2 separate regions of the Homo sapiens genome follow, and region 2 is linked to region 1. A link is a contact called in ENCODE Hi-C or POLR2A ChIA-PET data. All regions are on one chromosome and are shown on one strand. Each heading gives the region's core, a stretch centred on a gene start or an enhancer-like site at or near the end of the contact. The rest is flanking DNA. Distances are from core to core; before and after follow the strand shown. Region 1 overlaps SLC9A9 (solute carrier family 9 member A9). Region 2 overlaps SLC9A9 (solute carrier family 9 member A9).

What was found. Hi-C counts contacts between places; a loop is a spot of excess contacts on that map. ChIA-PET counts read pairs that join two places held with the same protein, here RNA polymerase II (POLR2A). Pooled maps may share reads with other maps.
Region 2: a loop to region 1 is called in a map of chondrocyte, with 2.4 times the contacts of the local background. The contact joins two enhancer-like sites. A Hi-C loop is called at or near these places in 2 of 168 maps with a recorded cell type or tissue (breast epithelium and chondrocyte), 5 of 37 single-sample maps with no recorded cell type and 11 of 50 pooled maps. POLR2A ChIA-PET finds 5 or more read pairs at or near these places in 3 of 52 experiments (H1, Panc1 and activated CD4-positive, alpha-beta T cell).

The regions. Positions count from the first base shown.
Region 1 is chr3:143,442,241-143,445,240 of GRCh38, reverse strand. The region is part of intron 12 of SLC9A9 (solute carrier family 9 member A9); the gene reads left to right. Among named protein-coding and RNA genes, the nearest start is that of SLC9A9-AS1, 100 kb to the right of the region's middle. RefSeq lists an enhancer at 565-1,764. Within about 2 kb of position 1,305, at least 6 of the 41 ENCODE cell types and tissues checked have a DNase peak (open chromatin) inside an H3K27ac peak, as active enhancers do.
Region 2 is chr3:143,528,216-143,531,488 of GRCh38, reverse strand. The region is part of intron 9 of SLC9A9 (solute carrier family 9 member A9); the gene reads left to right. Among named protein-coding and RNA genes, the nearest start is that of SLC9A9-AS1, 190 kb to the right of the region's middle. Within about 2 kb of position 1,553, at least 5 of the 41 ENCODE cell types and tissues checked have a DNase peak (open chromatin) inside an H3K27ac peak, as active enhancers do.

The DNA.
Region 1 (3,000 bases), core at 56-2,555:
ACATCTAAGAAATCTAAGGTGTCAAAAACTAGCTGAAGTGGTCTACAACAGCAGAGTGAGCCACAGCTTGAGAAGTTCCTACATTCCCACCAAGAATGTATCTAAAGAGTGTGTTTCCTATTGATTGACATGTGTGATATAATGGAGAGAGCCTCTGTGGAGGTGGCTTACTTTCTGACCTAGAATGTTACCTGAAGGGGTGAGAAGATCACAGCAGAGGAAAACCGGGGCTATGGAGTTAGATGTTCAGGGGCCAAGGCAGTGGTGGATGGACACACAGTCCATATCAGGAAACTGCCCATCAGAGGGCCCAGGGGTAGACGGAACCCTGAAGAGACCTCACAAATGCCCACATGGGCCAGCTTCCAACATCCACCACAGCCAAAGGGAAATATGCCACATTCATGCCAATTGAATGAAACCTTTCTTTCCCATTTACCTCTTCCTTTTCCTCTGTCCCCTCACCTTGGAGAAGTCAAGCTAGCAACTAGGAATGGGGTAAGGAAGAGAAGGAAAATAAGAAGATTGCCCCTTCACCCCTGGTGGCAGGCCCAAGCTGATGGGGTAGGAAGACTCACTCCAGCTGAAATTTAGGGATTGTTATTATTACATATTACTAAGCTGAGACTATTTATGTGATTAGAAGTCACCAGAGGACTTAAAAATAAACTATCTGAGACTATTAAAAAGTCAAGGACCCCGCTCCAGAGTCTGAAAAAGTAGGTATGTACGTGTGTGTTGGGGAAAGGTGGGGCATGATAAAGTTATTTCTTTTGCACTCCATGAACCACATTTGTTCCAAGTGGCCTAGGCTGCTGTGCCATTACCTGGGCTGGTTGCATCTGCCTGGGCTTCATGATAGGAAGAGGTTGCACTTCAACTTTGTGGAAACCTGGCAACTTCATTAACATCTCCGACTATGAGAATATAGGAGGCTAGAATCTTAGTTTACAATTGGCTGGCCTCACATTTGACCCTGTTTACATAAAGGAAATCTAGGCATCTGGCCAATTTAGGACCAAACAATTTCGTAGCTGGGGTGTTGAGCTTCATTTCCTTCTTCATTTATAAATGCAGTTGAAGCTGATTCCAAAGCATTTTTAGGAAGTCAGTAAAAACATTTAGGCGTCACTACTACTGTTTTATTAAATTTCATCTGTTGTTTTGACCTTGCTTGTGTTTAAATACGGAAATAAAAATCTGGGTGTGGCCGTGGGGGAGTGAAGGGATGTTAAGTCATTACACCACCTACTTATCCAGTCAGGAAACCCCAAGCCACTGGTCCATTTCCTGCTTTAGTAAGCCAAGGAATGCAATCGTGTCATGTGTGTGACTAAGGGTAACATGACTCAGGTTAAGAACTGGGTCTATTGAATTTGTTTCCTGGCCAAGAAAACTACAATTCAATTGCTACTAGAGTTAAATGGAAAATATATACTTTTGCCTTCATTAGAGCTATTGCTACTTCTAAAGAATTGTTGGGAACATAAGATCAAACTTAAACATGATAGCATAAGTTCTACTTATTGTGAATTAGGACAGCCCTTGGGAATATTGCCTTTTATTCCCAGCTCTACGTATGCTTTGTGTTGGACCTTAGACATCATACCTCTGTCCTTACACATGAAAAAGAGACTATTGCTAGTCAACACTCAATACCAGGCAAATTAAAAATGCTCATTTAAACACAGGGTAGACTACTATGATCCCTTACCTGTGGATTTATTTGTTTATCTAGTTCTTCATTTCTTAAAATGGTACCCTTCACAGAAGCACCTCAGGGTACAAGCAGCACATTAAAACAGTAATTAAAATAGATAAAACATTACAAAACAGCAATTAAAGGAGCAGCAAATGAGATTACGTCTTAAAACACTATTATGCTGAAAACCTTTAAAAAAAAAAACTGTTCACCTTATCAGTATAGCAGGCACATGGGCAAGGAGGGGAGAGCCTTTGTTGTGGCTTTGAGAAGTCACAAATGGAAAACATGTGGTGAGACAAATGATTTTAAACCTTGCCTCTCAATGTAATTTTGTATCTCAAATGTAATATTCTGGCCCCCAGCCCCCACACCCCCAAGCCCTAATCTGTTCCCCTACAGGGGTGGCTTGTTTTATACCATACCTTAATGTGTCTCTTTAGCCAGAGCAGGCTACAGAGGATTCAAAAGACTCTTTCTTTCCCAGAGGCTGTAAATGGAGTCCTTAGTCATACTTTATGTAGCTCAAATGGCAGTTGATCATGCTTAAGTACTAGAAACAATCAAAGGACCATAACCTCAGAGAACATTCTTCCAACTTAGTAGGAAAATCTTTGTCATTCATCCCTAGCTCCCACCCCACCGGGCCCCATGGGCTGGCAGTTTTCTTACACAACATCATGTCCTCTCCCATCTTGTTTTATGCCTAAGCAAGCCTTTGTTCGTCTCTACTAACTGAACTCACCAGTCCCATTTCACTTTCTAGTGCTAATAACGCTTACTTGCAACATGTGAGTTTATTTATTTATTTATTGAGATGGAGTTTCACTCTGTCACCCAGGCTGGAGTGCGGTAGCACAACAATCTTGGCTCACTGCAACCTCTGCCTCCCGGGTTCAAGCAATTCTCCCTCCCTCAGCCTCCCAAGTAGCTGGGATTACAGGCACCCACTACCACACTGGGCTAATTTTTATATTTTTAGTAGAGACGGGGTTTCCCTGTGTTGGCCATGCTGGCCTTGAACTCCTACCTCAGGTGATCTACCCGCCTCAGCCTCCCAAAGTGCTGGGATTACAGGCATGAGCCACCGTGCCCAGCCCATGTGAGTTTAAAGTTAGAATTTACATAGGTAGCAAGCAATTTGCAAAAGCCAACAATGCTATAATTGTCCAGTTTTTAAACATGTGAGAGCTTGGTGAGCATTCTGACCTTGGGAGCTGAAAATATATTGTCTGTTTTATTGACATGAGGGCGTATCTCCACTGAGATGCTGCTCTGTAACAGTACATGAGTCCTTT
Region 2 (3,273 bases), core at 304-2,803, 86 kb before region 1:
GCTGCTTCCAGCAGGAAGATGTACTCTGTGATGGCTCATGGTTTTAGCTTCTTCTCTCCCTCATGTGAATCTCTGTCTCCAAAGACATGAAAAGATGCCCTACCACTGTTCTGAGATGAACTCAAATAAATAAAATTCAGCTCTATTCACCAGGGTCTCTAGAGGCTTATAAATGAAGATCAGGATAAAGGAAATTTGGGGATGTGGTTTGCTTTCCTTGCCAGGGGAGCATTTGAAATCTCAAGAGCTAAGTAAGGCCAAAATGCTCAAGCGGAGGCATGAGTTGATGTATCAGATTCACTCATAAATGGGGATAATGATAGCTTCTATTTCATGGCACCAGAATCTATAAAAGTACTCACCAAATAGCTGTTGTTGAATGAATAGTGTTGTAAAGATTAAATTAGTTTTCATGCATTAGTTTTTACAAAATGTTTGTGGCTCATAATGAGCACTATATGCATGTTAGGTTTTGTTTCAGTTATTTTGTTGTGTTTTTTCTGAGTGCTGGAATTAGGACTCATAATTATATCTCGCAGTTCAAGCTTCTTATCTATAATGGGATTATTTTATTCTATGAACTAAAACATAAAATGCTAAAAGGAGGTAAGTTGACAGAGGCAAATCCTGAATCACATTATGGCAATTTTTCAATGAATTCAGTTAGAGTAGCCACCAATATGACACTGGTTAAATCAGAAACTCCCATCTTGACAGAACAGTGAGAAGCCAGATCCAACCCTTATCAGTTGTCTGATTTTGTCTCCTTTTTCTTCATGTTGCAAAAACTATTTGAATAGTGTTTTTGGTTTTTGTTTGTTTGTTTGTTTGTTTTGTTTTGTTTTGTTTTTCAGATTTCTGATGGACTTGAGATAATGCATGCACACTTTTCCATTTGGTCAAGGTTTTTCCTTACTAACTGTATTAGTCTGTTTTCACGCTGCTGATAAAGACATACCCAACACTGGGTAATTTATAATAAAGGAAAAGAGGTTTAATGGACTCACAGCTCTGCGTGGCTAGGGAGGCCTCACAATCATGGCAGAAGGCAAAAGGCAAGTCTTACACTGTGGCAAGCAGGAGAGAGAATGATAGCCAAGCGAAAGGGGTTTCCCTTTATAAAACCATCAGTTCTCGTGAGACTTATTCACTACCAGGAGAACAGTATGGGGGAAACAGCCCCCATGATTCAATTATCTCTCACCGGGTCCCCCCCACAATATGTGGGAATCATGGGAGCTTCAATACAAGATGAGATTTGTGTGGGGACACAGCCAAACTCTCTCACTAACTTAGTAATTATCACTTGAATATTTTATTAGGCATGATAATTCATTTGCTTATAGCCACTTGTTAGCCACAGCCCTCTAAACTCAAAGCCAGGTATCCCTTCCCTTCCCTCAGTACAGTGCATGCTACAACGTCAATAGCTTCAACAAGCCAAACCTAAAACTGGATGGTAGGCTGCTTTCCCAGGGTTCTAATAACAGGTGGTGCACGGGTTAGACTCCAGGCAAGCACAACCCCAGTTTCCTCATTCTCATTCTTCCGTCCTAGAGTCATAGGAGTGGCTTCTGTTCTGCTCATCTGAAATTCAGAAACAAAATAGGGCACTCCTTTGATAGACTTTTTATTTGCTAAATTTACTGGAAATACAGCATCAGATACAGTGTCCAATCTTCCTAGTCTTCCATTTTTCAATTCTTCTCTTTTCGGTGTACATATCAATGACTTTATAAAATATGAATAAGTACTATATACATTTATATAAATGTAAAACATTTAACAAAATACTCGGTATCTAACTCTCTCCCTAGAAGCCAGTAATCATTGATGGGTTACTGAGTCCTTGGAATTGAAAACTATGACTTCTATTCTCTTCCCTTTGTTACAGTTCTTCTCAAGTTTTCTTGAGTAAAAATCCCTGCTCTCATGTGTTCAATTCACCTGGTATATAAAACCATCCAACAAAACAGTGTTGAATCCTTCCAAAATCCACTGGCAAATACTTTCATGGGATGACATTCCCTAAACAAAACTTCATAATGCCCTTGTTTTATCCACACCCCTAGAGAGGATTACATATCAAAGAATTAAAAATGTTTTAATAGAACTCAGGCCAAAATGCTTCAGATGAATTAAGAAATCCTCTGGGTCTCTTCCAAAAGCCAAAGTGAACTTGGACTTTTTCTCTCTCCAGTGTTTTTATAAAAACGTTTTAAAAGTTGAATTTGTGTTTTCTTAGCTATCTCAGTATTGCGGTTCTGATCATAAGATGTTGACTTCCTCCCAGAGGGGCATTTCCCACTCTGAAATTAGCTGCTGCATTTTTTGCTTGAGAGGCTTGACTGCGTCTCTACCCTCAAGCACCTTAGCTCACCCCGCTGTTGTTGGCACAGGGTAACTCACCCTCCTCATCTGCAGCTCTGTCTCCTCCCACATGGCACCGGCACTGTCCCTCTCATCTGTAAGATACACACATTCTCCTTTAGACTTATTTCCTTCTGTTTAGAGTTAATGCTCTTGATGGCTTCACATTTCCACTATTTCATATTGTTGGTCCTCTTAACTTATAAGTCATGAAGATCAATCAAAGTAAAGATAATAAACTCCTGACCTATCAGATAGTCTGATGCCTGGCACACAGTAAGTACTTAAGACATATTTGTCACACTTTTTTTTTTTTACTTTTGAGCTAGAAGGACAAAAATACCCAGGCATGAGTTAATGTATAGAAGGTGGCTTATTCTCCTTTGCCTTCTTCTAGGACTTTTTACTTGATCAGACCATATGAAATTGCTGCTATTTGATAGTTTAGACCTTATAGAAAAGGTAATTTTGTGTGATTCAGCTGTTTTCATGGTGCTAAGCAGCTTGATGTTCTGTTTGCAAAGAGTTCCCACCCTCACAGAGTTGTTCATAGGGTTATAGGGTGACCAACTACTACCGGGATAGAGGACTTTCAGTGCTAAAACGGGAAAAGATCACAGCAAACTTAGATTTGTTGATCACCCACTTATCACACTGCAGTCAAATTCTGCTTTCTGTACTTTCTTATTTCCTAAATGTGTAAAGGAAAAAATTTCCAAACTCATCATAATACTAGGTAAGATTTATTGAGGGCCTATCATGTACAGACAACTGAGTTAATTGGTTTAATCTTTCCAATAATGCTGAATTCTTCTAATAATTCTTAATTCCAACAATAATTCTTACCTCCATTTTGCTGGCCGCTAAAAGGAGGCACAGAAAAGCAAAGTAACCTGACTGAGG